Regions from separate parts of the Homo sapiens genome. Here region 1 is linked to region 2. The links are chromatin loops, found by intact Hi-C in ENCODE. Cell type or tissue: PC-9. All regions are shown on one strand. Each heading gives the region's core, and the rest is flanking DNA. Links, peaks and the distances in the headings are about the cores only. Region 1 has its middle 46 kb from the start of EHBP1. Region 2 has its middle 73 kb from the start of TMEM17.

Region 1 (15,737 bases), core at 4,453-12,452, 81 kb after region 2:
GGCTCATGCTGGGAGCTGTAGACCGGAGCTGTTCCTATTCAGCCATCTTGGCTCCAACCCACCCCAGGAATATTTTCTTGAGTGAGTTTCTTAATCCTGAGTTCTAGTTTGATTGCACTGTGGTCTGAGAGACAGTTTGTTATAATTTCTGTACACCAATAACAGACAAACAGAGAGCCAAATCATGAGTGAACTCCCATTCACAATTGCTTCAAAGAGAATAAAATACCTAGGAATCCAACTTACAAGGGATATGAAGGACCTCTTCAAGGAGAACTAGAAACCACTGCTCAAGGAAATAAAAGAGGATACAAACAAATGGAAGAACATTCCATGCTCATGAATAGGAAGAATCAATATCGTGAAAATGGCCATACAGCCCAAGGTAATTTATTGATTCAATGCCATCCCCATCAAGCTACCAATGACTTTCCTCACAGAATTGGAAAAAACTACTTTAAAGTTCATATGGAACCAGAAAAGAGCCTGCATCACCAAGTCAATCCTAAGCCAAAAGAACAAAGCTGGAGGCGTCACGCTACCTGACTTCAAACTATACTATAAGGCTACATTAACCAAAACAGCATGGTAATGGTACCAAAACAGAGATATAGATCAATGGAACAGAACAGAGCCCTCAGAAATAATGCTGCATATCTACAACTATCTGATCTTTGACAAACCTGAGAAAAACAAGCAATGGGGAAACAATTCCCTATTTAATAAATGGTGCTTGGAAAACTGGCTAGCCATATGTAGAAAGCTGAAACTGGATCCCTTCCTTACACCTTATACAAAAATTAATTCAAGATGGATTAAAGACTTAAACGTTTGACCTAAAACCATAAAAACCCTAGAAGAAAACCTAGGCAATACCATTCAGGACATAGGTATGGACAAGGCCTTCATGTCTAAAACACTGAAAGCAATGGCAACAAAAGCCAAAATTGACAAATGGGATCTAATTAAATTAAAGAGCTTCTGCACAGCAAAAGAAACCACCATGAGAGTGAATAGGCAACCTACAGAATGGGAGAAAATTTTTGCAACCTACTCATCTGACAAAGGGCTAATATCCAGAATCTACAATCAACTCAAACAAATTTACAAGAAAAAAACAAACAACCCCATCAAAAAGTGAGTGAAGGATATGAACAGACACTTCTCAAAAGAAGACATTTATGCAGCCAAAAAACACATGAAAAAATGCTCACCATCACTGGCCATCAGAGAAATGCAAATCAAAACCACAATGAGCTACCATCTCACACCAGTTAGAATGGCGATCATTAAAAAGTCAGGAAACAACAGGTGCTGGAGAGGATGTGGAGAAATAGGAACACTTTTACACCATTGGTGGGACTGTAAACTAGTTCAACCATTGTGGAAGTCAGTGTGGCCATTCCTCAGGGATCTAGAACTAGAAATACCATTTGACCCAGCCATCCCATTACTGGGTATATACCCAAAGGATTATAAATCATGCTACTATAAAGACACATGCACACGTATGTTTATTGTGGCACTATTCACAATAGCAAAGACTTGGAACCAAGCCAAATGTCCAACAATGATAGACTGGATTAAGAAAATGTGGCACATAAATACCATGGGATACTATGTGGCCATAAAAAAGGATGAGTTCATGTCCTTTGAAGGGACATGGATGAAGCTGGAAACCATCATTGTCAGCAAACTATCGCAAGGACAAAAAACCAAACACCGCATGTTCTCACTCATGGGTGGTAATTGAACAATGAGAACACATGGACACAGGAAGGGGAACATTACACACTGGGGACTGTTGTGGGGTGGGGGGAGCGGGGAGGGATAGCATTAGGAGGTTTACCTAATGCTAAATGATGAGTTAATGGGTGCAGCACACCAACATGGCACATGTATACATATGTAACAAACCTGCACATTGTGCACATGCATCCTAAAACTTAAAGTATAATGATAATAATTTAAAAATTATAAGTCAAGTACTAAATAAGTCCCCAGGTGGCCTAAGTAAGGCATTCCCTGGCATCCATAGTATTCAACCTGCAGCCAGGGATGGAGTTCTGTGGAGTTGAGGAATCTAAATCAATAATCTTAGAATGAAAAGGGCATCACTGTCAATTGACTTGGGCTTTCTCCAGTCTTTTAGTATTCAGCAAAACATTGTTTATTTAACTTGATTAGAAAGGTCAGCCCAAATCTACGAGGAGGGACCAAGACAAATGAACAAGTTCTTGATAATGGAAGTGATTTATTGGTTTCCAGTATGGACTCCAATTCAAGTTCTCAGTAATAGCAGATTGGGTTTCTGTTCCTCCTACTGAAACTGACAAGAAAGAGTGAAATTGGTAGGTTAATTCCACAAACACCAGAAAATTCTTATAAACAACTTAGGTAATAATTAGCTCAAACATTCTTCCTTCAATATTTACATCTGCAGGTCTCAACAGGACACACCGATATGTTGCAAGCAACTTCATACCAATCATAGTAGAAGTATCAAAGTTCGCAAGTGATTCACTTTTAACAATAAATCCGAGAACATTTAAGGTTATCACAATAATATCACAGTCACACGTTTGCATTTCCATGTGCTTCTTAAGAGAAAAGGCAGGGGTGGGTTACAGAGATGGAGTCAGGAAATGCACATGGGTCTGTGTTGCTCATGCCAACACTGTTCTTGTATTGTCACAGAAAAAAAAAAAACAGAGAAGGAGAGAACTGCCTTACATCATCAATTTTCTTAAAACCTTTTATCATATGAAGGTAAAACTAAACCTTGCTCGCTCAACTTCCTAATTTTAGGCAATGATTGGAATTCAGTTTAACTTACTGTCTAACCCTCATATAGCAAGGAATGTGGACCTTGAAGACTTATTCACCGCTAAGGTTTTATGAGTATTGTGGTGAAATGAGGCATGGCATGGAAGAATAGTATAATCTGGACAAACTGTGGCATTCCTGGTAAACCCCAAAGGGTGGCACCACCTTGGTGAGGTCACCTCAGGCCAGTCTTGCAGACTGAGAAACTCACCATTGCTAGGGCTCTGACTCTTTTCAGACTGAGACAACTGACTTGAGCTGCTGTCGAAACTTTCAAGAAGTTGCTGTATAATGTTATTCACTTACAGATGTTATTCACTTAAAATGGAGGATACTTCTTTCCAATTACTAAAGCTGCTTCTTTCCTGATCTCATAATACCCGGAGAATTGAATTTATGATTGTAAGTTTGGGTGGGAAACACGGAGTCAGAGAAAAAAGTGGAGAATGATCTTAAGAATATCGTCCAGGCCATGATGAGGTATGTAGAATTATCCTTGACCCACAAGAGACTTCTTCAGTTACCAGACTGAGTGAGTTCCCAGAAGCTGAGCACACTCTCCTCTGAAAAGTGCTGGACAAACTTTGCCAATTTCTTACTCTTAGGGTCTCCTTTTTTTGTGCTCTGAGCTTCCTGAGTCCCTTCCATTCAAACAATTGGTTCAGTTTCAGGAAATTACTGTAACAGTTAGGGTTCTGTGGTTATGTATAATAGAAAGTGACTTCAGCTAACTTGAGCACAAAAGTGGAATTTATTGGAAGAAGCTGAGAACTATTACAAAATTGAATGAAAAGCTGAAGTCCCAGATCTTTAAAAGAATCCATGGAGCTGCTCTGAGGATGCTTGCTACTTGGTAGGGGGAAGCAGACACTTAAATAAAAAGAAGTGCCAGGTAGGTGAGTGCAGTGGCTCACGCCTATAATCCCAACACTCCCGGAGGCTGCTGTGGGAGAGTCAGTTGAGACCAGGAGTTTGAGACAAGCGTGGGCAACGTATTGAAACCTCATCTCTAGAAAATTTTTAAAAATTAGCTAGGTGTGGTGGTGGAGCTATGATTGTACCACTGGACTCCAGCACTCTAGCCTGGGTGACAGAACAAGATCTCATCTCTTAAAAAAAAAAAAAAAGCAATTAAATGTGGCAGTATCACTATAGAAATATGCTAAAAATAAAAGGAATTACAAAGGAGGGATTGGTCAATTGTCCCTGGTAAGGGGTAGGGATAAGTTTCAAGGTAAAGAAAGGCTTCATAGTGGAGGTAATATTTGAGTCAACTCTTAAAAGTAGATTACTTTTAAGTAATCTTATTAGTAGAGTTGATGTTTGCTTGATGGCCAAAGAAAGAAAAGGTATTCAAGGCGCAAAGACACAGAGTTGTGAAAGAGTATGGCATATTCAAAAACATGAATGTCATTCCATATACCTTCAGCGTGGCTTGGTGATGTGGAGTTTCATGAGAAAAATGAGACTGGAGAGGGAGCAGAAGACTGACTGATCACAAAGAACCATGTAGCAATAAACTGTGGTCGTAGAAGAGCAGTATCAGATCCAAAAAATAAGTTTTATGTATAAAACTTCTACAAACAAGAAACTTAAAAAAAAAAAGGACTCATAGAGATTATTTTTCCCTTCTTCCTTCTTCCTTCTTCCTTCCTTCCTTCTTCTTCTTCACTCTGACAACTGATTCCCTCCCCACCAACCTTCCTGTTCCCCATACACACAAATCTACAATCATCCATGATATTTCATGCCCACAGTTGTTTTTAAAATCTTAGAATAAGGCCATCCGTACAAAGTAATCTCATCAAGACTGATCAGACTTCATCTCCTTGAGAACAATTCTCTGAAAATCTTACCCTGGTAGCAGAAGATTGTGACAGTAATAATTTGAGCAATTTCCAGTAGCTAATTTCCCTTGGTAAGAAAAAATATTAAACCTGCTTCTCTAATCCATACTTGGCCTCCAGATGTGTTCAAACTAGTTCTTCCAGCTGGAGCTACAGAGGGTAATTCATAGAGCCAAAACTAAGTCTCAGACTATTCTGGACTCTTTTTCCATCATCCTCATGGATATGGTAATGTAACATGTGGCACATCCAGACATAAATAAAACTTGGGAAGGAAGAATTCTGAAGGATTTTGTCCATTCTGGGCACAAGAATCTTGACCATAATAGTGAGTGTGCATTCAGCTCAGGTACCTATGAAATTTTAGAGTCTTTTAATTTTGGAATTTATGAAGACAACCAATGGATTTGTTGAGAACAACTAAGTCTTCTTTCCGAAATGAGAGTTTAATACTTACATATTTTCTCATATACAGTTAAATGTAGTAAAGGGTGTTTTGTATTTAATATATTATTTATTGTGTATTCCGCAGTCTTTGTCCTTTCCTTACTAAGGAACTAGAGAAAGCCCCTAATTAGTATGGCCTAAGAACTGTTCTTGTTCTTGTAGGTTTTAGAAATCCTCTTGTCCCAGCTCTCTGTGCTAGTATTCCACTTCTCTTTTTGAGGCCTTCACTTCTTTTTATTTTTTCTCTTTTATAAAAAGAGACAGGGTCTTGCTGTATTGCCCAGGCTGGTCTCGAACTCTTGGCCTGAAGGGATCCTCCTGCCTCAGCCTCCCAAAGTGTGGGGATTACAGGGATGAGCCACTGTGCCCAGCCCAGGACTTTAGTTCCAATGGCAGGTTTATAGGTTTTGTTTATGGGTTCTTCAAAGTGCAGTCTTTAAGTTTTTGCTGGTTGCTTTCTACAGAAGGCTTTGCTTTCTTTCAAAATGCTCTGCAAAATGCCAGCTGCCTGCTTTATTGATTGGCAGGAATGGTTACATGTTGCAGCAGCTTTCTTTCTATCTGTCTCTCTAACCTGAATGTTCTGGGGTCACATTGTGTCTGTACCAGTTGTGTTCTCTGATATAGAAAATAGGGAGTAGGAGGACTGACTGTCTTTCAACACCGTTGATGTCCCTATTTCCCTTTTTCACATTGCCTCCCTTCCCCCAATAAATAGCAGCTCATAACATTTTGCCCAATAGGATATAACATTAATATCTCTGCTAATAGAGAAAATAAATAAAACCAAACACTACTTTTAATTTTGTACATGATTATAATTAAAATCTCTAATAAGGACGGGATTTTTAAGAAGACCCTATGATTGTTTGTAAATTTTGATTCTCCACACTATTTCAGATCCTTATTACCATAGTGCTTTTCAACTGTGGCAGATGGCATTTTCCAAGCATGGCTGCAACAATATCTCCCATCCCACATGTTCTTCTGTAATGTGGCACTGCTACCTTCCATCAAGAGGTGGCTATTTCTCCACCCCCTTGAACCTGGAAGGCCCCATGCTTTCTTTGACAACAGAATACAATGGAAGTTGTGGTGTACAGGTTCTGTGCATAGCCATGAATTGGCCTGGCAGTTTCAATTCCTGTCTCTTAGAAGACAGCTGCTGTGTAAGAAATGTGACTACCCAGAGATCACCATGCTGTGAGAATCACAAACCACACTAAAAGGCCCTGGAGGATGAGATGCCACATGGAGACAGAAAGAATCCAAGGATACCTGAAGTGCTGGACAAGGGAATGAAGAGGCCATCTTGGACATCCAGCCCAACAAAGCCTTCAGATGGCATCATGACTGTTACTGCATGAAAGACCCCAAGCAGGAACTTCCTGGCTAGGCCTAGTCAACCAACAGGACCAAGAGAGATAATAAAGTGTTGCTTTTAGCCGCTAAGTTCTGGGGTGGTGTGTTAAGCAGCAGTTAATGGCTGGAACGCAACCAATGTTGTCTACAGTGGAGTCTAAGGGGAATCTTCTTCCCAAAGTTTAAATGGAGTAGCTCTGTTTTTAATCTATTTCACATTTTGGGGTTCTTCATAAGAAATTATTTATAAAAAAGTAGCTCCATGTCTCAAAAAGTTTGACTATCACTCCATAGATAATTGAGAGTTGGCTAAATAAATATGGGCCACCCTTGCAGACCATAAAAAGCATATTGTGACAGCAAATATTTCCTGACTAGATTGCTTCAGACAAATATATTTAGGCCATTCTGAGTGGATGTGTATTTTTATGTGATTTCTAAAGCCCTATCAAAGGATTCCAATTCCGGTTTCTAACACTCCTCACCATTAGGAAATCCTTTTTCAGAGACTCATAGACTCTCGACTATGCTCTACTCCAACCCCTGCCCTTGTTTGAGTTAAAAAAAAAAAAAAAAAAAAAAAAAAAAAGAAACTCATGGCATCTCTCTTAGTGATCTGGACTGTAGCTCTTGGAAGAGAGCAAAAACTACTTTCTTTGGTGTCAATGTCTTGTGTTAGGCATAAGATGATGAGAAAATGTGTCTTAATATTATTTTAATTGGAAATAATTTCTTGTAAAATTGTACACCTATGGCCCTGAGCTTTGCCTAAAGCATTTGAAGTGCCCTTGCCAATCAACACCATTTTTACTTCAACACTTAACAATGCTATTTGTAGAAAGATTTCCTTAAAGGCTTTCAGCGTGCTCAGCTAAGAGCGGTGTTTTTAGTCTTGCTACACTAGTGTACTGGTTCCTTTTATCATTCAGACCATCTGTGATGAAGTCTATTTTGTTAACTCAGAAAACCTCAATTTCTGTGAGACTTTAAAATGAGGCATTAACATATTTTTATGGATTGTGCTACCATTATGGTTTTGGAGACTTCTCATCTCTGTTATTAAAAAGAAAAATCCTGCCATCTAAGCTTCTCATAAGAAACTATTTTTACATTCATAATCTTTAAAGATGCTTATGGAAAGAAGTGCTTTGAACTCTTTCAGTAAGATTTTAGTTCAGCCTAAAGCTTAACAATAATGTAATTTGAGTGAGGGTGGCTGATCCCCACCTGTCAGTGATGCTTCAGGAAGATACATAAATCACAGCCAGCATCTCAACTGAAACCAGTTTAAAAATTCATGCGGCTAACAGTCATTCCTGTGTGATCTGGTTTCTTAATACCTTATTACACCCTGCATACTGGGATTTTAGGCCTGGAATGTACCTTTAAAATTATCTTATTACACCCCTTTCTTCTATAGATGAGTAAACTGAGGTCACAGATTGTGACTGGAAAGCATACTTTCTTTCCACTATCCCTTTGCTGGTCAAAGTGTGCTTGGACCGGTAGCACCACCTAGGAGCTTGTGAGAAATGCAGGGTCTTGGGCATCCCACCAGACCAATTGCATCAGAATCTCCATTTTTATAAGGTCTCTACATGATTCCTATAAGTACATTCATGTCTGAGAAACCCTGCTTGATACCACATCTGTTTCCCAAAAGCAGTGCAAGGCTCTGTAATCCAATCAATCCAGATTCAAAATCCAGATTTTCCACTTTCCAACTAAGTGAACAAATTACACAACCTCTCTGGTCCTGCTTCCTCGGTAGTTAAATGTGGGTATTAATACCTACTCTGAAAGGTCATCATGGGTTTAAATGAAACAGTCTTTATATAGTTCCTATTCAAGTGTCTGAGGATAGACTGCTCAATAAATGGAAACTGCTGCTATTGCTGCTACTATGGCTACAACTATCGCTGCTTTGCTACTATTGCTGCTGCTGCTGCTGCTCCTGCTGCTATTACTACTTCTACTGCTACTACTGCTATTGCTACTAGTACTACTGCTGCTACTACCACGGCTCTTTGTATCATTGCTGCTACCACTGCTGCTTCTGCTTCTATCACTAATTCTACTGCTATTACTGCTAATAGCTGCTGCTGCCACCACCATGGTTATTAATATCTCAAAAAGGGAAAGTAACCTTTCAGACATTGACAAGTGTCCAAAGTGAAACTGAAGCCCAGGTACACTTCCTAATTTCCCGTCTGCTTTAAGTATAGCTAAATACTAGAGCCAACATTCTTGTTTAAGGCCTTTTCAATCCTTGGAGTAAAATGTAGAAAAAGGAGACAGCTTTTTAAAGATTTCTATTTAAACCTCCTGGAACAGTAAAGTCAATTTGCTCAATTCTGTGTCTTCTCAAACCATTATAGCTTCAGTGGGTCTGAGTTTCTTCTAGGTGGCAGCTTCTGTTTCCTTTAACTATGGAATACTGCCTTTCTCTAATTTTGCTTCTGGCTTCCAAAATATTTTCCACAGAAAGTTTTACTGGATCTGATAGTACATTTGTTTTCTTAGAAAACAGGATATATGTTAAACTCTGAGGTGACCTACTAATTTCAGTCTTTGTCCTTTCAGCACTCAGCCCTATGCTTAGATGTACTCACTTTTCCTTGCTTACGTGACCCCATTTTGAATAATTGTAAAGGGGGAAACACCCTCATTACATACAAATAGAATTTTGCCATTTTGCAAACTGAGATAGATGTTGATTTTCTTTGAGGTCCCAGAATGACTTCTAATCCTTGTTCTTAGAACTGAACATATGTGACTCAATTTGAAAACAATGGCTAAAATGTTAACCTCTTAGCTCCAGCTAGACTGGATTCCAAAAAGTTATAGATCCTCTGGGTAGTGGAATAGCATATTTGTTTGGAATGCACCCAAATATCCTAACAAGATTTGTGAAAGCATTTTGCAACCATTGACACCTAACCACAAAATGTCTTCACATACTCAACTAGTGACGTGTAAACAGAAGAACAGGATTGTGTAGCAGAGCCAGTTTCAGGCAGCCCCACAACAGAAGATAATGCATTTCCACACTTTGTAAGAAATGGCATGGCCTAATATGAATGGATACCATGAAAATTGTGCATCTGAGCACATGAGTGGGCTCTTCAGTACCAGTGGAAATCTAGGATGAAATGGAAAGCCCTTGAACAAGCCATGCTAGAAATGATACAACCCAACCTGTTACGGAGGTGAAAAAGTGCTGGGCTTTCCATCCCTCGGAGGCTGAGACTGCTTGGCTACTGCTAGGAGAGTACAGCGATGGGTATCTCAGCATGGGGTGGCATCTTGTGCTTGCTCAGTTTAGCAAGCACTGTGCCTTGTGCTTGTAATGAACACTTAAGCATTTGAAGGATCTAAATGAATCAGAAGATCTAGTATATATTTCTCAAAGCCCTCCCCCTTGCTCACTTACAAATTGGCTAAATTCACAAACAAGCTGCTTTATCAATTCAAGGAGCCTTGCATGACTCCAAGTGAGTTACAAGTCTTAGATGTAAATAAGAAGTTTAACATTTTCTGAGTGGGAATATAGATATAGAAATATACTGTGCTGTCCTGAATTCCAAAGGTGGCATTTCCCACTATCAAAAAAGGTTTAAATTATTTAAAAAATAATTTTAAATTATTTATGTATTTACTTATTTATTTTTAAGCACTTACATGATACTAACCAAACACTATTTTAAGCACTTTACAAATATAAATTCACTTAATACTCACAGTCATCTTCACTAGGAAGGTATTACTCTTGTCATCATTCTATAGAGGGGAAATAAAGTCATAGACAGTTTAAGTAACTTGCCCAAAATTACACAGCTAATAAATGCCAGGATTGGAACTCAAGCAGTTTGGCTCTAAAGTCTATGCTATCACTTACTATGCTACATTATGAGGTTATTATTTTGGAATTTTCTTTATACTTAACTAGTAGATAAAATTTTTAGCTTGCAATACTAATGAAACCGTGATGGTGAATTCAACAGTTGAATGTGCTAATTATTGGAGCTCTGCATATATAATATATAAGCTATAGGCTATATTTTTAATATCAAAGTCTTTATTCGCTAACTTTTTCAGTTTACAAGATTATGATAGCTTTTCCTTTTAGGATCATGTGTTATTATAAACTAAAAATATAAAAAGCAAGCTAAGCACTATTTTAAAAAACATCCTAAAGGTACAATGCAAGGGACCAGTTACAAATGCCCAGAACCTGCTAGAGATTTGTAAGAAATCATTTAAAAGAGACTGGAAATACATTATTTGCCTGTTGAACACCTCAGTTCTTCCTTTCCATGCTGCTATTTGCATGAAAATTTGCTGCTTAGGTCAGGGCTTATGATAGGTTAGAAAAGTTTCCAATAGCCGAACACAAACCCAGGAATCAAAGTCCCCCAAATATACACAAAGGAAAAAACACACACACAACCTACCTAATCTGTAGCTAGAGTGCTTCTGGGCCATGGAACCACCCCATTGTGCCTTGGCCACTCCAGCTCAGAAACCAGAGTGTTGCCATGGTGGCAGGGACCCAACCGTGAGGGCTGGTTTCAATACCCAGCAGCTGTTCACTTCAGAAAAAGCAGGATGGCAGCCCACTTCTGAATGCGCATTTTTCTCTAGGCTTTGACCTGACCTGAATATTGTTTCTCATTGAATTTCCTTTTATTTATTTCTTTTTAGATATCAACTTTCCTTGAACTTTTCCTGTCATTTGTGTTGCAGTTGGCAGAACTACAGAACTTCTCCCTTCTGCAAAAAATGTGTTTTTTTTCTTTAACCATTTCTAAGTTTTTCCCTGTGTTGTCTTTATCTCCCCCACTTCTATATTTTACACACACACCTGTGCCTCATTATATGACGACCCAGGACAAATTCATCAGGTTTGTTTATTCCAAGAAGTGTGAAGGCCTCAGGTAGCCCCCTAAAAAATCCCTCCATGACTCACCTGACAGCAGAAATTTGTCCTATGAAACTTTGGAGCTGGATTAGAAAATATGACCCTTTACTCTCTTCATTCTGGCCATGGTCATAGAATCTGTGTTTAATCCTAAACACATTCTCAATTCACACTTGATTCATAACCTGCTTTTTTCTTCTCTTTGTTTACATGTTGGCAAAACATAAGGAATGTAAAAATATAAAAACTATTATGAATTATGAGCCCTGCTCACAAGGATTGTAGAAAAACTGTTCTTGATGCAAAAAGGAGCTGCACTATATTTAAGGTGAATTTATCCCTCTCCAGCTCTAAAGGAGTTTGGAATAATTTATAAATGAGGTTGTACTGCTGTTGAATATTTTTTTTAACTAGAAACAGTTTGTTTACAAGTTGTTACTAAAGACTGTCAGAAAAAAATGCTTGTGGACATGGTATCCAAAAGGCTGACAGAACCCAGAACTTGCTTGGTATTCATTTGAGAGCTCATCCAACATTATCCTGCACAGTGTATAATTACTTGCATGTTGGGAGCCAAAAAAGGGAATGTAACCCTGTGAGTGTGTGTTTATACTGAAAAGTTGGAGAAGCAAAACAATTCAGCAGCATTCTTCATCCCAACATCTGGGAATAATTAATTTGCTAGCTATGATGTATAACATGAAGTTGATAAAGTTGCCTGAAGCTCTGCATTTAGACCATTTGCCTTATTTAAAGCTTTCTGCTTTAGGGTTTAACACTGTGGCTAATTTTAGTAAATCTTTTTCTTTTTATTCCTGAAATGCTGTGATGAGGAGGAACCTTCTGCTTATAGTTTCTTGATCATTTTCTTTTTGCTCTTATTGTCAAAGTGTTCAGGAAGCTGACACTCACAAACTTTGCCTCCTTCTTCCTCTGCAGTGCAATGCTGCAAGAAAAAGTTCTAGAAACTGAGGCCCTGGAAAATGTCATTGGGTTTTTACATCTCTCTCTCTTCTCTCTTCTCTCTCTCTCTCTCTCTCTCTCTGTCTCTCTTTCTCTCTTTCTCTCTTCTCTCTCTCTCTCTCTCTCTCTCTCTCCTAAACACATATTTGAGCTCTGAAGAGTTTCTCTGGAATAGAGAATGTGTTTTTGTTCCATTTTACAAATCTTAGGCTAGGATACTGGAGACTGTCATGTGAGACTCTCAGTATATTACATATGGAAGGTATTGTGACAAGTTCTGATGGTTTATGTTAGGTGCTACATTCCCTTGATTGTGACTTTTAGAAAGAAAGCACAATATAAATACAATGTCATCTTATTGAATCTAACAGTTCAAGGTGGTACAGGGGGCTTTTCAGTCCCAGGGCTGTCTCCTCCAGTTTCTCACTGAGGCATGCTAGAGTGAAACACAGTTGTTACTCTGACCTTAGTTTGTTTAATTTGGGATTTCAGAATAAGAGCAAGTATCTTATTTTTATTGGCTGAGTGCTCCCAGCTTTGAACAGTGCTAAAAGTTTTCTATAGCACTTTTGAAAGCTCATATTTCACAACATCCAGCTATTTTCTTTGGAATCCTGGTGAGAAACAAACTGAGGAACTCCCAATATAGTCAGGCTGAGACTATCTCATTCCCCTCTGTCTTTTCTTAAGACTTATCTCCACACTTTGACAACTGTTTCACATCACTTGTGCCCTGTATTTTGGGATTCTTTGGACTAAATTATATGTTGTTGTCCTTCATGGTGAAAAATGATAACTTCTAGAAAAATGATAATTTTCTATTTATATAGATAGGGGTTGTACTCACAAAGAGTAATGGCCTGAGGGCTTGTCCTCAGCCCAGCACACGCTCACTGGCCCGAGGGAGAAGATGCTTGGGCAGGGTTGCTGCTTTTGCTCATCTGCCTCTACACTCACAGTCTCTGCATGTTGTGACAGCTTCCTGCTTCCTCCTTCAGAGCTTAGAAGCAGGGACTGGACCTTCTTATCAGTGTCTAAGTAGTCATGCCATAGCTTCCAGATGCCTGTGCATGGGCCAGTGACTGGGTTGACACTGGTTGGTTATGAGGTTTCCATGACCTGTTTTCTGATACAAAAGAAAGAAAGAAAGAAAGAAAGAGAGAGAGAGAGAGAGAGAGAGAGAGAGAGAGAGAGAGAGAGAGAGAGAGAGAGAAAGAAAGAAAGAAAGAAAGAAAGAAAGAAAGAAAGAAAGAAAGAAAGAAAGAAAGAAAGCAAGCTCCCTGAATACAGGGACCTTCCCTGTCATGTTTACCACCTAGAAAAATTTCTGGTGCCTATCACTTAATAAATATTTGGCTAATGAATGAAAAAACAGATAAGTGGAAGAGTAAGGTGAGTTTTTCCTGATACTGAATGTATTCATTTTCAGAATATAAACTTCTGATACTGTGTCCTTCCTACCTTTTTGCTTTTACAATTTATTTATTTTTGTTAACAAAATGATATAAGTCTAAAGAGTTACTAGGAAGATTTTGGGCAAAAAGGAAGTATTAAGCAACCTGATGTCAGTTTCCAAAATTCTTGCACTGGCCTATAAAATTCAAAATTTGGAAATCACTGCCCCATGCATGCTTTTTCTTGCTATTGCCTTGTCTTTCACAATGTACGTTTTCTTCATAACATTTGCCTATGAAGGGGAAATAAAAGGTTAATGCCTATGAACCAAAATGAAAAACATAATTCTAAATCCATATCACTAACATTGAGCATCCACTTTGTGCCAGGCCCTGAGGTATGCACATTCACACGCTGTCCCACAAAAGTCCTGAGAGGCATGTGTTATTACTTCCCTTTTACAGATGAAGTGACAAGTGAGCCAGATTTTGGATGATCCAAGGAAGTTATGGGTGGCGGAGGAGATCCAGGAGAGGTTAATGGAAGATGTGGGACTGAATTGAGTCTTGCTAGTCAAAGATAATTTGGCTGAAGAAGAGGATGGCATTCTGGCAAGAATAAAGATGAGGAGAAGGAATGCGCACCACATAATTTGGAACAGAGTCCAGACTGACCTGAATGGAAAGCAAGCTGCAGATAGGAAGACTGTGTGCACATAGATAATTGGACAAGATCCTCATTTTGCAGGTATTTGGTTGGTGTCTTAGTCCGTTCAGGCTGCTATAAGAGAATACTATTGATTGGGTGGCTTATAAACAATGAAATTGTATTTTTCACAGCTCTGGAGGCTAGGAAGCCCAAGATCAAGGCACCACCAGATTCAGTGTCTGGTTCATAGACAGCTTTGTTGTGTTCTTACATAGCAGAAGGTGGTGAGGGTGCTCTCTGGAGCCTCTGTTATAAGAGCGCTAATCTCATTTATGACAGCTCCAGTGTCATGACCTAATAACCTCCCAAAGGCCTTATCTCTAAATGCCATCACACTGGGCATTAGGATTTAACATATGAATTTTGAGGGGACAAAAACATTTAGTCTATTTGTCTAAAACTTGCTGACAATTTGGCTTCCCATTCAACGAGTCAGTGTCCTTAAAGACATATTTGTCTCTTTGAATTTGTTTACTTGACTGTTTTGGGCTCCAGTGATGCTGCCTGGGAATATTCAGAAGCTGGGTGATTGTGCTCTTAACTGCCAAGCATGTTTTCCTATAAGGAAGATTCTCTTCAGACCTTAGTACACAATCTGAGGGTCTTTAAGCATAATCAGTCAATAGCTCTGTTGCTGAGTGTGCAATGTGTTCTTAGTTTTCTACAAGAGCTCAGAACTTTCCCAAAGGAGCAGAAGCCTAGCCTATTACAAGTTTCAACCCCACTAATGCATGCATAAGCTTAATATAAATATTGTATGAGGCCGGGTGCAGTGGCTCACCCCTGTAATCCCAGCACTAGTACTTTGGGAGGCCAAGGCGGGCAAATCACCTGAGGTCAGGAGATCAAGACGAGACTGGCCAACATGGCAAAACCCTGTCTCTACTAAAAATACAAAAATTAGATGGACATGGCTGCAGGCACCTGTAATCTAACTATTCAGGAGGCTGAGGCACAAGAATCGCTTGAACCCAGGAGGCGGAGGTTGCAGTGAGCTGAGATTGTGCCATTGCACTCCAGCCTGGGCGACAGAGCCAGACTCCATCTCAATAAATAAATAAATAAATATTGTGTGACACTAATCTTACTAGAAAGTCCTATTTTTTTCAATGGTGATAGCCTATGCATTTAAGGATATGCTCACCATATTAACTCTATGTCATCTCACTCATTGAAGAATGAAAAGTTGGTAAACTTGGCAAGATATGTATTTGTAAAGCACCTAGCTCAAAGCCACGTGGTAGGTGTTGAAGCTACAATAGATTCCT
Region 2 (15,055 bases), core at 3,278-11,277:
ATGTGTGAGTTCTATTTCAAATGCATTGAGATCAGGGACTTGATAGTTAAAATAAACATGCCCATCCCCCCACCAAAAAAAAAAGTTCATTTAAACCTCTTTCTGGTGGGGTGTGGTGGGTCATGCTTGTAATCCTAGCACTTTGGGAGGCTAAGGCGGGCAGATCACCTGAGGTCAGTAGTTGGAGACCAGCCTGGCCAATATGGTGAAACCCCGTCTCTACTAAAAATACAAAAAATTAGCTGGGCATGATGGTGGGCGCCTGTAATCCCAACTACTCAGGAGGCTGAGGCAGGAGAATCGCTTGAACCCAGGAGGCAGAGGTTGCAGTGAGCCGAGATCAGGCCACTGCACTCCAGCCCAGGCTACATGGCGAGACTCCGTCTCAAAACAAAACAAAACAACCTCTTTCCACCATGCCTGACAAATATGGGGGTTCTCAGCTACTTTTCCCTTTTCAAATATAAATCTGTAAGGAGTACCCTTCTCAAAGATCCCCGAGGCCTGTAATAGGTCATCTTTGCCTTTGCTGATGTGTCCTGCTTTAACATTCCTGGGAATACGTATTTGCTGTACAGAACAAACTCTATTATCTTATTGCTTTCACTAGCAGATTAGGAAAATGGGGAAGAATGTATATTTATAGGGTTCAACCACATGCCAGGCACATTGTACAGTATCGTTTTTCATCTCTGTATCTTCAATCCCTATTTCACATATGAAGAAATGGAGGCAAAAGAGATCAAATAACCTGCCCCAAGTCACAGTATTTGAATCTGGACCTCAAAACCCTTTGGAGCCAAAGTCAATACCTTTTTTATTCTGCCAAGAGTTCCCTGAGGGGAAAATTTTAATTACTTGTAAAATTCACATTTTAATACTAAAACATTTTTAAGCCCCTCCCCTTTAAAAAGGGTATGTACTGTCTCATAATTCATCAGTATATAGGAGATGGGATCTCGGTACTTCCACTTAAACCCTCTGGTCTCTGGTCTTGCCTCTTCTGGAGATGCCCCTCTTCAGTGGAGCCTGTTCCATGCCAAAGATATGAGACTTGAAGGGTTTTCTACCGCTGCAGGCTGCAGTGGTGGAAAGCAAAGCAGTTTGACATCTCACAGTACCAGATTAACCTCGTCTAGTGTATCCCCTTGCATGTATGCTTAAGTAGCATTATTAAAGGTCCCCTTCTGTCACTTTAGCCTTGACATATGCCAAGTCTCTGGAAGGGGATAGTGGTAAAACAAAATTTGTTTTTGTCAAGTATTTTTTGAAGGAGTGTATGGATATGAGAAAATGGATATAGTGGGAGAGGATGTCCTAACTTTAATCCAAACTCAGAAGCTGGAATTTAGATTTATGTGATGAACTGGTTACGTTGGGTATCTATCCTCATGTGGGAAAAGGGGGTCCTGAGGAAGCCTTTAAGAGATAACATATCTTGAATAAAGAGTGATGCAGGCAAACTTGATCCAGTAACAAAATTTGAGTGGCAGGAAGGGAGGAGAATGCACATCTTAGCATTTGCCACCAGGAGGGACTCCCCTGATGGTCAGTTTGGTTAATATCCAAGAATCTCAGAGAAGAGAGTCATGTCCACCTTGGGTAATAGCTGTCCTACACCAATCAACTCTGACCAAAATATAGGATCATGTAAGAACGTGTCAGCCGTGAGGTGGGCCATGCTGAGGGGCTTCTGGAGAAGAGGAGGAAGTGCTGAGCAGGCAATCTCATAGATGTTTCCCACATTAAGCCCCTAGCAGAAGTCATGCCTGGATCTGAAGGTTAGCTGTCATTGCCATGCCAATGCACTGACTTCATCATCAGCACATTTGAATAAGTATAAAAGAGGTACAGTTGATTCTAAAAAGGCTGTCTAAAAAAGTTAACAGCGTTCTCAGTTAAGATAGTGAATTGAAGGTATGTACAGTAGTCCCCTCTTATCTGCAGTTTTGCTTTTTGTGGTTTTTGTTACCCCAGTTAACCGCAATTTGAAAATATTAAATGGAACATTCCAGAAATAAACAATCATAAGTTTTAAATTGCATGCCTTTCTGAGCAGCATAATGAAATCTTGTGCCATTTCATTCTGTCCAGCATGGAATGTGAATTATCTGTTTGCCCAGCATATCCATGCCATATATGCTACCTGCCTGTTAGTCCTCAACACCCTCTGCTCCTGACATCCAACCATCAACATCTTCATGACTTAATGATCTAGAATCACCTGAAAGCAGATGATTCTCCTTCCTACTGTCAGAAGGTCAATAGCAGCCTAATGCTACATCACAATGCCTACATCACTCACCTCACTTCATCTCATCATGTAGGCTTTTTTTCATCTAGCATCAAAAGAAGGGTGACTACAGTACAATAAGATGTTTTGAGAGAGACATTCACATAACTTTTATAATAGTATATTATTGCAATTATTCTTAGATATTTCTATTAATCTCCTACCTAACATAAATTAAACTTTATCATAGGTATGTATGTATAGGAAAAAATATAGTTCATATAGGGTTTAATACTATCTGCTGGTTTCAGGCATCCACCATGGCTCTTGGAACATATGTCCTACAGATAAGGGAGGACTACTGTATCTAATTTCACTTTCTTCTGACATAACTAAAACCACATTAAATAAATTTTTACAAAAGACAAACATACCAGTATAGGAAAGATGATAAGGAGCAACAAAATTTTGGAAGCTGGAAAGCAGATGGACAAGCCAAAAAAGCTGAGTCCTAAGCTGGCTTCAAACCACAGAATCTTCAAAAAGCTCAGTAATTGGCAGCATCAGGTATACCTGTGACTTAAATAAGGAAGAAAAAACAACTTGAGAAGCAATTGGATTCCTAGCTGCCTATTTACTCTTTATGGTGCCAGGTGACTTCCTCCCCTGTCCCAGCAGAAGTCTGGAGTTTTTGTGTTTATAGGTATGGCTGACAGCAGGACTTCCTACTGAGGGGAAAAACGAGTTCATATATTCTGACTCCCCACCCCTTTTCTTTCACCTGTTTCTCAGTCAAGCCCTCATCTACCAGGCAGGAGATCAGAAAATTCTCTGGGGAATCTGACCAGAACAAGGCGGGGAAAAAAAAGCAAAGACACTCACTTCAGGGGTCTGCCAAGAAACTGTACATCTGGATTATCTTTAAGTTCAAAGTCAACAAGCCCTGCCCACTTGTCTAGTGCTTTTAATCAGCTTTTTTAGTGCAGAAAACCAAGGATTACTAGATGATATGGTTTGGCTGTGTCCCCACCCAAATCTTATGTTGAATTGTAATTCCCATAATCCCCACGTGTGGTGGAAGGGACCAGGTGGAGATAATTGAATCACAGGAGCAGTTTCTCCCATTCTGTTCTCATGATAATGTGTTAGTTCTCACGAGATCTGATGGTTTTATAAGGGGCTTCCCCCACTTCACTGGGCATTTATTCTTCTCCTTTCTGTCTCTGTGTTTGTTTCTCCTTCCGCCATGATTGTAAGTTTCCTGAGGCCTTTCCAGCCCTGCGGAACAGTGAGTCAATTAATCCTCTTTCCTTTATAAATTACCCGGTCTCGGCTATATCCTATAGCAGCAGAAGAATGGACTAATACACCAGATATCTGAGGACAGTCCCCAGTGAAAAAGATAGAGACCTAAATAAGTACAAAAAAAAAAAAAAGCAACATGAAGCAATGGAGACTACGCAGGGAGAAGAAAACAAACAAGATTTCTCATATCCTCAGATAATAGACAAATGCTGCATACATGAAAGAAGAATAGGAATAGAATAGTATATAAAAGGTCATTTAGAGAACAAAATGAGCTCTTAGAAATTAAAAAAAATTAAAAGACTAGGATGTAAGATTAAAAATTTTCTCAAAGTAGAAGGTTAAGGATTTTTCTCAAAAAGTAGAACGAAGAGTAGACAGAGGAGAGAAAGGGTAAGGAAATGAGAGGTCTGTTCTAGAAGGTTTATTATCCAAATTATAAGAGCTCCAGAAAACATAAATGGAGCAGAGAAAATTATCAATGAAATAATTCAATAAAATTTCTCAGAACTGATGAACATGAATTGCTAGAACAAAAGGGCCTGTATGGATGAAAACAGACCCTCACAAAGGCATGTTGTAAATTTTTAGAACTCTGGGGAAAAAAGAAAATTACGTAAGCTTCTAGAAAGGCATAAACAAGTCACACAAAGTTAAGAATCCAAATAATTTCAGACTCTCAGCAATGTACTATAAACAAGACAAGGGAGCAATACCTTTAAAATACTGAAGGAAAATTATTTCAAAGCTAGAACTTTATACCCAGCCAAACCATCAATCAAACAGGGCTACCGAATTGTACAATTCCAGGGAGCAATATTCAGAATGCAGTGTTAAACAATAAAGTGGCTCACATTCAAGAATGAGGACAGAACAATGACATTTTCAGACATTTAAGCCTCAAAAACTTATTTCACATGCACCCTTTCTCAAACTACTGGGGAATGTGTTCCACCAAAAAAAGTAAACTAGGAAAGAGGGAGACATGAGATATAGACAGGGCTGTCTTTGTGGATATCACCCCATATACTCACACAGGATACTGCACATAGAAGGACCCCATACTTGGTTTAATGCTCTGCTGTTGTCATCTTGAAATTCTTATAATTTTTTAACAAGGGACCCCAGGTTTTCATTTTGCACTGGGCCCCACAAATTGTGTGGTCTGATCTTGGATACAATAAGTACATGATCCATCCCAGGTGAAAGGCAAAAGGAATCCTCATAAGGACAGTGAAGAGAGATTCCAGGACAGCTATCAACAGACAGAGGGCAACTGTTTCAGAGAGGAGCATGAGACTCAAGAGACAGACACGTTGGTGACCTTCATAGCCAAGTTTTCACTGCTATTTTACTCTCTTTTTCAACCCCAGGATAGAATGCTTGAGTGAGCTTGTCCAGATTCTTACTGTGTCATGACCTTTTGCTGAAAAAGCTCCAGCTCTCTATTCCATACCCTGCTGCTTGCATCAGTTGAGGACATTCATTGCATCTCACCAAAGATTGTGCTTAAACCTACATCTGAGAGCTGGAGGTGAGTTAGAAAATAGCATCCCCTACCCTCTGACTTTATTTCTGCCTGACTTCAATACCAGGCTCACCTGAGAACATTGCCAGGTGCTCAGACTGCATGGAGCCCTGTGTTTCCTAGGACTGGTGTATGACCTTGGCCACTAACTTCCCCAGAAAGGGCTCCTGTAAATGCTTAAAGAAGCTGATGCCGAGAAATTCTGTTGCATTCATGCCTGAGGTTTCAACTAATAGAACTTTGATATTTTTTTACACAGCTACTAAATTTTCAAAACTAAAGAATATATTGTTTAGGTATGTAAACATAGGTGGTGAAACCATAAAGCAGGGAATGATTAACGTGAAAGTGCCAATTTTTAAAAAGTGCCAATTAATATTAGCCTCTGGATAACCATGGGTGGGAAGTGAACAGAGGAGAGGTTTTGGGGGCAGGTGCATGGGACTCGTTAATGTTTTATTCTTAAACTAGGTTAGGTAGTGAGTACGTGGGTATGGGGTTTTACAGTTTTTTGTTTTTTGGGTTCTTTGTTTGTTTGTTTTTGTTTTTTTTTTGTTGTTGTTTTTTTGATGAGGTCTCACTCTGTCACCCAGCTTGGAGTGCAGTGGTGTGATCTCAGCTCACTTCAGCCTCCACCTTCTGGGCTTAAGTGATCCTCCCTCCTCAGCCTTCCAAGTAGCTGGGATCACAGGCATGCACCACCATGCTTGGCTAACTTTTTGTGTGTGTTTTTGGTAGAGACAGGGTTTTGCCATGTTGTCCAGGCTGATCTCAAACTCCTGAGCTCAAGCAGTCCACCCGCCTCGGCCTCCCAAAGTGCTGGGATTGCAGCCGTGAGCCACCATGCCTGGCCAGTTTTGGGCTTTTAATTCTTCTTTAAATTGTACCTATATTTTAATAAACTCTTCTAAGGGCAGTGAAAAGTAAAATAATGAATTTCAATGCCATTATCATAGGAAAAATTTCATCAACAGCCAATTTGGCCCTTGAGCCACATCAGTCTATATAGTCCTTTTATCATGGAATTTTGAATAAAAGACCTTAGACCAGCCAGTCCAAACTCCTTTTTATTTGTAACCATTATTATTTTAACTGGCTTTTGGTATATGCTCTTACTGTATAAGTTGCAATATAAATTTATAAGTTCATGTTGTTTTAGATGTGTGGTGAGTTATTAGACTCTCCTTGTTTCCTGGTGGTGTTTCTGTATTTTTCCTTCATCTGAGTCCTTTAACTTTTCTAAAGGTATGCTCAAGACTTTCTTCATTGGCCTTGATAATTTCATTCCACTTAAATATGGGGGTGGGACTGTGGAGGTGGAGACTGAAGGAGCCAACTCTGTCTTTTACCACCACAGTTCTCCTTCCTTTACTTCTCCCCCAGAATGTATTCATTTGGGTTTACTCAGTTCAATGCAAAGAGTTTGGGAGCCCAGGATCTTTTTGCCAAATTGGATGTGAGCTGACTCACTGACATATTTCTCAAGTGACCCATTGGTTCAATGAGTAACATCCTGGAAGAAACATGAGTTATTGTTAATCATAATTATTCCTTCACCTTTCCTGGAATGCCTTTGAAGGCACCAGGCATCAGCAATATCTGTCATCAAAAGCTCTTTTGTCTGCAGTTTCTGTGATTGCATTCAGCTTGTTCACAGCAGAGAGAGGTTTTTTTCCTAAGATGATGGCTTCCCTTCTCTCAAAGGTATCCAATATTTAGCCCGCCTGCAGAAAGGAAGTTGGCACAAGTTCTGAAGAGCCAATCAATTCCTTAGCTTGTTCTTCTTGAACAAGTGACCCTTTCTTGGTAGCTCTAGAATTTCACCACAATTGCAGAAGCTGAGTAACTTGTCAGCTGGTCATTTGTAACCAATAAACTGAAAAGATTATCCACCTTACATTTTGGGTAAATAGACAAAATTTGTAATTCTGGAATTGTGTCTTCAGGGCTGACTGTACTGTGGAATCACATCTGGACAAGATTTTGCTGTAGTTCTTGGCATTCCTGAACAGAATAAAAGCATGAAGGAATTAGAAATCTAAGCCAGAACCCATGCCTATTAATGTAGTTGTCTTCGTGTTAAAATGAGTAAAACATAAACTGAAGCACTGAGGTAAGAGGAATATTAGTTGTAACTTCTTTTGGCTGCAAAGGACAGAAACTCTGTGTACAGGCTTAATAGGAAAGGGACTTATAGGGATGCAAGAGAGTCATAGAAGCCAAGGAGAGAAATGTGGTTTGCCCTCAAGATGAGGTTGGAACCAGGAATGAGAAGGACCCAGGGACTCTTTCTTAACTCTGCTCCCCTTTGTGCATGTACATCATCTTTATTCCTCTTTGTAAATCAACTTTTCTTTGCTTCTCAGTGCAACACAGCCACTCCTGTGTTTGTTTTGTTAGTCATGATAGTCTAGGTTATGTTGAAATAAGAAATAAATCCTGGCTGGGTGTGATGGCTCACACCTGTAATCCCAGCGCTTTGGGAGGCCGAAGCTGGCGGATCAATTGAGATCAAGAGTTTGAGACCAGCCTGGCCAACATGGTGACACCCCATCTAAAAATTAGCCAGGCATGGTGGAGCATACCTGTAATTTCAGCTACTTGGGAGGCTGAGTCATGAGAATTGCATGAACCCAGGAAGAAGAGGTTGCAGCTAGCTGAGATCATGCCACTGCACTCAAGCTTGGGTAAGACGGAGTAAGACTCTGTCTCAAAGGAAAAAAAGAAATCCTAAACCATGAAGATGTTCTTCCTAACTCGTGTCACAATTTTCCATGGGCTGAGCAGCACTTCTCCATCCTATCACTATACCATTTGGAACACGTGGCCTCCGAGGTCACTGTGGCAGGGAAACAGAAAGTGAAAAGAGATGAGAAATATTTTCAACAGTTAGGCCTAAAATGATCTCATAATCACTTCTGTCTATTTCCCATTGGCCAGAACTTAGTCACATGGCCTCAACCTAACTGCAAGGAAAACTGGGAAATGAGATGAGCATTGGGAAGTTAGTGAGCACTAACAATCTCAGTCACATCTCCAATCAGCAGAAAACCCAGACCAATTAGTCCAAACTACTTGTTTCCTGAGGTTGTTTCTATGGGTTCAAACTCTGAATTCCTAGGGAAGAGACTCTTGCCCAGCCTTGCTCAGACTCCTGCCCAGCTCTGATCCAATCTGCTCTGTCTTAGAGGCAGGATCATGTTGAACAGAATATCTGCCAGGATCCCATCACTTTTAACATATGGTTCAAATGTGGAAGAGAAGGACAGTACTCAGAAAGGGTAGGCTTCTCAGACAATCGTTAGTGTCCACTACATAGAAGCATGTTTTATTTCTGGAGCCTCTGAGAATCAATCTTACACTATTTATGCTGTTTCTCAATAATGGTTTCTGGGTTTTAGGGAAAACCTTATTTTAAACATGCAAAAATTATAGTGAACCTATTTAGAAGAGTTAGGACTTACTGCTTTTCCCTCTAGAAAACGATTGACAAGACCTACCTTTGGAAATAAGGTACCTGACTTGTGAGGATGGTTACCAGACACACAAATGTGGAAGCCGTTTTTCCTGATCTCAGTTGAGAGCTGCTACTAGAACACAAAGATGGCACTGGAGTCCTCCCAAATGGACACCCCCCTACTGTGGTAGTCATTAGGGTTTTTCCAAAGAGTCTCATTCTTTTCTCCTTCTGGATATAAGATTGCACACCTCTGTCTCCTTTGTAATTAGATGTGGGGATATGACTTACTTTGGCCAATGAAATGGAAACAGAAGGGACATGTGTCACTGGTAGGCAGAGGCTTGAAGAGCCCCTTCATGATTCATCATACTTTCTTCTCCCTGCTTAGGTGATTGTAGAGGCGTATATTGATATGGAATAGCTCGGCCTGGATCTCCCTGCCTACTCATGCTGGACATCTAGCTTGAGCAAACAGTGAACTTTTCGTTGTGTTGAACCACTGAGACTGGGGCTGTTTGTTACTGTAGATAACCTGATCCATTCCAACCACTATATCATCATATGCAGCCATCCATACCACAAGGGACCCCCACCAACATACACAACCATCTGTGGCAATCTTGCTCAATGTAGAGTGCCCTTCCTTCTCTACGCTATCCCTTGGAGGACCAGTTATATGGTTTACACCAGCTTGGCAGTAATTGTCACACTTGAGTTCATTTGCATGGCCCCTTATTGCAAAAGCCATAGGAATGATAGGGCCATGGATATTTTATTTTTTTATATTTCTTATATATATTTTATTTAAGTTCTAGGGTACATGTGCACAACGTGCAGGTTTGTTACATATGTATACATGTGCCATGCTGGTGTGCTGCACCCATTTACTCGTCATTTAACGTTAGGTATATCTCCTAATGCTATCCCTCCCCTCTCCCGCCACCCCACAACAGGCCCCAGTGTGTGATGTTCCCCTTCCTGTGTCCATGTGTTCTCATTGTTCAATTCCCACCTATGAGTGAGAACATGCGGTGTTTGGTTTTTTTGTCCTTGCAATAGTGATAGTTTGCTGAGAATGATGGTTTCCACCTTCATCCATGTCCCTACAAAGGACATGAACTCATCCTTTTTTATGGCTGCATAGTATTCCATGGTGTATATGTGCCACATTTTCTTAATCCAGTCTATCATTGTTGGACATTTGGCTTGGTTCCAAGTCTTTGCTATTGTGAATAGTGCTGCAATAAATATATGTGTGCATGTGTCTTTATAGCAGCATGATTTATAATCCTTTGGGTATATACTCAGTAACGGGATTGCTGGGTCAAATGGTATTTCTAGTTCTAGATCCCTGAGGAATGGCCATACTATCTTCCACAATGGTTGAACTAGTTGACAGTCCCACCAACAGTGTAAAAGTGTTCCTATTTCTCCACATCCTCTCCAGCACCTGTTGTTTCCTGACTTTTTAATGATCGCCATTCTGACTGGTGCGAGATGGTATCTCATTGTGGTTTTGATTTGCATTTCTCTGATGGCCAGTGATGATGAGCATTTTTTCATGTGTCTTTTGGCTACATAAATGTCTTCTTTTGAGAAGTGTCTGTTCATATCCTTCGTCCACTTGTTGACGGGGTTTTTTCTTGTAAATTTGTTTAAGTTCTTTGTAGATTCTGGATATTAGCCCTTTGTCAGATGAGTAGGTTGCAAAAATTTTCTCCCATTCTGTAGGTTGCCTGTTCACTCTGATGGTAGTTTCTTTTACTGTGCAGAAGCTCTTTAGTTTAATTAGATCCCATTTGTCCATTTTGGCTTTTGTTGCCATTGCTTTTGGTGTTTTAGACATGAAGTCCTTGCCCATGCCTATGTCCTGAATGGTATTGCCTAGGTTTTCTTCTAGGGTTTTTATGGTTTCAGGTCTAACATGTAAGTCTTTAATCCATCTTGAATTAATTTTTGTATAATGTGTAAGGAAGGGATCCAGTTTCAGCTTTCTACATATGGCTAGCCAGTTTTCCAAGCACCACTTGTTAAATAAGGAATCCTTTCACCATTTCTTGTTTTTGTCAGGTTTGTCAAAGATCAGATAGTTGTAGAAGTGTGGTATTATTTCTGAGGGCTCTGTTCTGTTCCATTGGTCTATATCTCTGTTTTGGTACCAGTACCATGCGGTTTTGGTTACTGTAGCCTTATAGTATAGTTTGAAGTCAGGTAGCGTGATGCCTCCAGCTTTGTTCTTTTGGCTTAGGATTGACTTGGCAATGCGGGCTCTTTTCTGGTTCCATATGAACTTTAAAGTAGTTTTTTCCAATTCTGTGAAGAAAGTCATTGGTAGCTTGATGGGGATGGCATGGAATCTATAAATTACCTTGGGCAGTATGGCCATTTTCACGATATTAATTCTTCCTATCCATGAGCATGGAGTGTTCTTCCATTTGTTTGTGTCCTGTTTTATTTTGCTGAGCAGCGATTTGTAGTTCTCCTTGAAGAGGTCCTTCACATCCCTTGTAAGTTGGATTCCTAGGTATTTTATTCTCTTTGAAGCAATTGTGAATGGGAGTTCCCTCATGATTTGGCTCTCTGTTTGTCTATTATTGGTGTATAAGAATGCTTGTGATTTTTGGGCTGAGACGATGGGATTTTCTAGATATACAGTCATGTCATCTGCAAACAGGGACAATTTGACTTCCTCTTTTCCTAATTGAATACCTTTTATTTCTTTCTCCTGCCTAATTGCCCTGGCCAGAACTTCCAACACTACGTTGAATAGGAGTGGTGAGAGAGGGCATCCCTGTCTTGTGCCAGTTTTCAAAGGGAATGCTTCCAGTTTTTGCCCATTCAGTATGATATTGGCTGTGGGTTTGTCATAAATAGCTCTTATTATTTTGAGATACGTCCCATCAATACCTAATTTGAGCGTTTTTAGCATGAAGTGTTGTTGAATTTTGTCAAAGGCCTTTTCTGCATCTATTGGGAGAATCATGCGGTTTTTATCATTGGTTCTGTTTATATGCTGGATTATGTTTATTGATTTGCATATGTTGAACCAGCCTTGCATCCCAGGGATGAGGCCCACTTGATCATGGTGGATAAGCTTTTTGATGTGCTGCTGGATTCGGTTTGCCAGTATTTTATTGAGGATTTTTGCATCAATGTTCATCAGGGATATTGGTCTAAAATTCTCTTTTTTTTGTTGTGTCTCTGCTAGGCTTTGGTATCAGGATGATGCTGGCCTCATAAAATGAGTTAGGGAGGATTCCCTCTTTTTCTATTGATTGGAATAGTTTCGGAAGGAATGGTACCAGCTCCTCCTTGTACCTCTGGTAGAATTTGGCTGTGAATCAGTCTTGTCCTGGACTTTTTTTGGTTGGTAAGCTATTAATTATTGCCTCAATTTCAGAGCCTGTCATTGATCTATTCAGAGATTCAACTTCTTCCTGGCTTAGTCTTTGGAGGGTATATGTGTCCAGGAATGTATCCATTTCTTCTAGATTTTCTAGTTTATTTGTGTAGAGGTGTTTATAGTATTCTCTGATGGTAGTTTGTATTTCTGTGGGATCAGTGGTGATATCCCCTTTATCATTTTTTATTGCGTCTATTTGATTCTTCTGTCTTTTCTTCTTTATTGGTCTTGCTAGCAGTCTATCAATTTTGTTGATCTTTTCAAAAAACCAGCTCCTGGATTCATTGATTTTTGGAAGGGTTGTTTGTGTCTCTATTTCCTTCAGTTCTGCTCTGATCTTGGTTATTTCTTGTCTTCTGCTAGCTTTTGAATGTGTTTGCTCTTGCTTCTCTAGTTCTTCTAATTGTGATGTTAGGGTGTCAGTTTTAGATCTTTCCTGCTTTCTCTTGTGGGCATTTAGTGCTATAAATTTCCCTCCTCACACTGCTTTGAATGTGTCCCAGAGATTCTGGTATGTTGTGTCTTTGTTCTCGTTGGTTTCAAAGAACATCTTTATTTCTGCCTTCATTTCGTTATGTACCCAGCAGTCATTCAGGAGCAGGTTGTTCAGTTTCCATGTAGTTGAGTGGTTTTGAGTGAGTTTCTTAATCCTGAGTTCTAGTTTGATTGCACTGTGGTCTGAGAGACAGTTTGTTATAATTTGTGTTCTTTTACATTTGCTGAGGAGTGCTTTACTTCCAACTATGTGGTCAATTTTGGAATAAGTGTGGTGTGGTGCTGAGAAGAATGTATATTCTGTTGATTTGGGATGGAGAGTTCTGTAGATGTCTATTAGGTCCACTTGGTGCAGAGCTGAGTTCAATTCCTGGATATCCTTGTTAACTTTCTGTCTCATTGATCTGTCTAATGTTGACAGTGGGGTGTTGAAGTCTCCCATTATTATTGTGTGGGAGTCTAAGTCTCTTTCTAGGTCTCTATGGACTTGCTTTATGAACCTGCGTGCTCCTGTACTGGGTGCATATACATTTAGGATAGTTAGCACTTCTTGTTGAATTGATCTCTTTACCATTATGTAATGGCCTTCTTTGTCTCTTTTGGTCTTTGTTGGTTTAAAGTCTGTTTTATCAGAGACTAGGATTGCAACCCCTGCCTTTTTTGCTTTTCCATTTGCTTGGTAGATCTTCCTCCATCCCTTTATTTTGAGCCTATGTGTGTCTCTGCATGTGAGATGGGTCTCCTGAATGCAGCATACTGATGGGTCTTGACTTTTTATCAAATTTGCCATCTTGACTTTTTATCAAATTTGCCAGTCTGTGTCTTTTAATTGGAACATTTAGCCCATTTACATTTAAGGTTAATATTGTTATGTGTGAATTTGATCCTGTTATTATGATGTTAGCTGGTTATTTTGCTCGTTAGTTGATGCAGTTTCTTCCTAGCATCGATGGTCTTTATAATTTGGCATGTTTTTGCAGTGGCTGGTACTGGTTGTTCCTTTCCATGTTTAGTGCTTCCTTCAGGAGCTCTTGCAGGGCAGGCCTGGTGGTGACAAAATCTCTCAGCATTTGCTTGTCTGTAAAATATTTTATTTCTCCTTCACTTATGAAGCTTAGTTTGGCTGGATATGAAATTCTGGGTTGAAAATTCTTTCTTTAAGAATGTTGAATATTGGCCCCCACTCTCTTCTGGCTTGTAGAGTTTCTGCCAAGAGATCTGCTGTTAATCTGATGGGCTTCCCTTTGTGTGTAACCCAACCTTTCTCTGTGGTTGCCCTTAACATTTTTTCCTTCATTTCAACTTTGGTGAATCTGACAATTATGTGTCTTGGAGTTGCTCTTCTCGAGGAGTATTTTTGTGGCATTCTCTGTATTTCCTGAATTTGAATGTTGGCCTGCCTTTCTAGGTTGGGGAAATTCTCCTGGATAATATCCTGCAGAGTGTTTTCCAACTTGGTTCCATTCTCCCCATCACTTTCAGGTACACCAATCAGACGTAGATTTGATCTTTTCACATAGTCCCATATTTCTTGGAGGCTTTGTTCATTTCTTTTTATTCTTTTTTCTCTAAACTTCTCTTTTCACTTCATTTCGTTCTTTTGATCTTCAATCACTGATACCCTTTCTTCCAGTTGATTGAATCGGCTACTGAGGCTTGTGCATTCGTCACATAGTTCTAGTGCCATGGTTTTCAGCTCCATCAGGTCCTTTAAGGACTTCTCTGCGTTGGTTATTCTAGTTAGCCATTCATTTAATCTTTTTGCAAGGTTTTTAACTTCTTTGCTATGGGTTCGAACATCCTTCTTTAGCTCGGAGAAGTTTGATCATCTGAAGCCTTCTTCTCTCAACTCATCAAAGTCATTCTCCTTCCAGCTTTGTGTCGTTGCTGATGAGGAGCTGCATTCCTTTGGAGGAGGAGAGGCGCTCTGATTTTTAGAATTTTCAGTTTTTCTGCTCTGTTTTTTCCCCATCTTTGTGGTTTTATCTACCTTTGGTCTTTAATGATGGTGACGTACAGATGGGTTTTTGGTGTGGATGTCCTTTCTGTTTGTTAGTTTTCCTTCTAACAGACAGGACCCTCAGCTGCAGGTCTGTTGGAATTTGCTGGAGGTCCACTCCAGACCCTATTTGCCTGGGTATCAGCAGCAGAGGCTGCAGAACAGCGAATATTGCTGAACAGCAAATGTTGCTGCCTGATCGTTCCTCCGGAAGCTTCGTTTCAGAGGGGTACCCAGCTGTTGAGGTGTCAGTCAGCCCCTACTGGGAGGTGCCTCCCAGATAGGCTACTCGGGGGTAGGGACCCACTTGAGGAGGCAGTCTGTCTGTTCTCAGATCTCAGACTCCATGCTGGGAGAACCACTACTCTCTTCAAAGCTGTCAGACAGGGACATTTAAGTCTTTAGAGGTTTCTGCTGCCTTTTGTTCGGCTATGCCCTGCCCCCAGAGGTGGAGTCTACAGAGGCAGGCAGGCCTCCTTGAGCTGTGGTGGGCTCCACCCAGTTCGAGGTTCTTGGCTGCTTTGTTTGTCTACTTAAGCCTCAGCAATGGTGGGTGCCCCTCCCCCAGCCTCGCTGCCACCTTGCAGTTCGATCTCAGACTGCTGTGCTAGCAGTGAGCGAGGCTCCGTGGG

What was found. Hi-C counts contacts between places; a loop is a spot of excess contacts. Peaks named below come from ENCODE experiments on the same cell type or tissue, not always from the same donor. Only the 100,000 strongest peaks of a DNase experiment are listed, where the experiment ranks them.
Region 1: a loop joins it to region 2, with 5 times the contacts of the local background. A loop is called at or near these places in 6 of 110 quality-filtered maps.

The regions. Positions count from the first base shown.
Region 1 is chr2:62,651,672-62,667,408 of GRCh38, forward strand. No RefSeq gene overlaps it. Among named protein-coding and RNA genes, the nearest start is that of EHBP1, 46 kb to the right of the region's middle. RefSeq lists enhancers at 8,372-8,471, 8,522-8,631, 10,912-10,961. In PC-9, for the core only: no CTCF peak of the experiment used is centred there; a DNase peak (open chromatin) is centred at 9,400; H3K4me3 peaks cover 1,192 bases; H3K27ac peaks cover 3,466 bases.
Region 2 is chr2:62,571,575-62,586,629 of GRCh38, forward strand. No RefSeq gene overlaps it. Among named protein-coding and RNA genes, the nearest start is that of TMEM17, 73 kb to the left of the region's middle. RefSeq lists an enhancer at 6,204-7,403. In PC-9, for the core only: no CTCF peak of the experiment used is centred there; DNase peaks (open chromatin) are centred at 6,647 and 7,477; H3K4me3 peaks cover 594 bases; H3K27ac peaks cover 4,744 bases.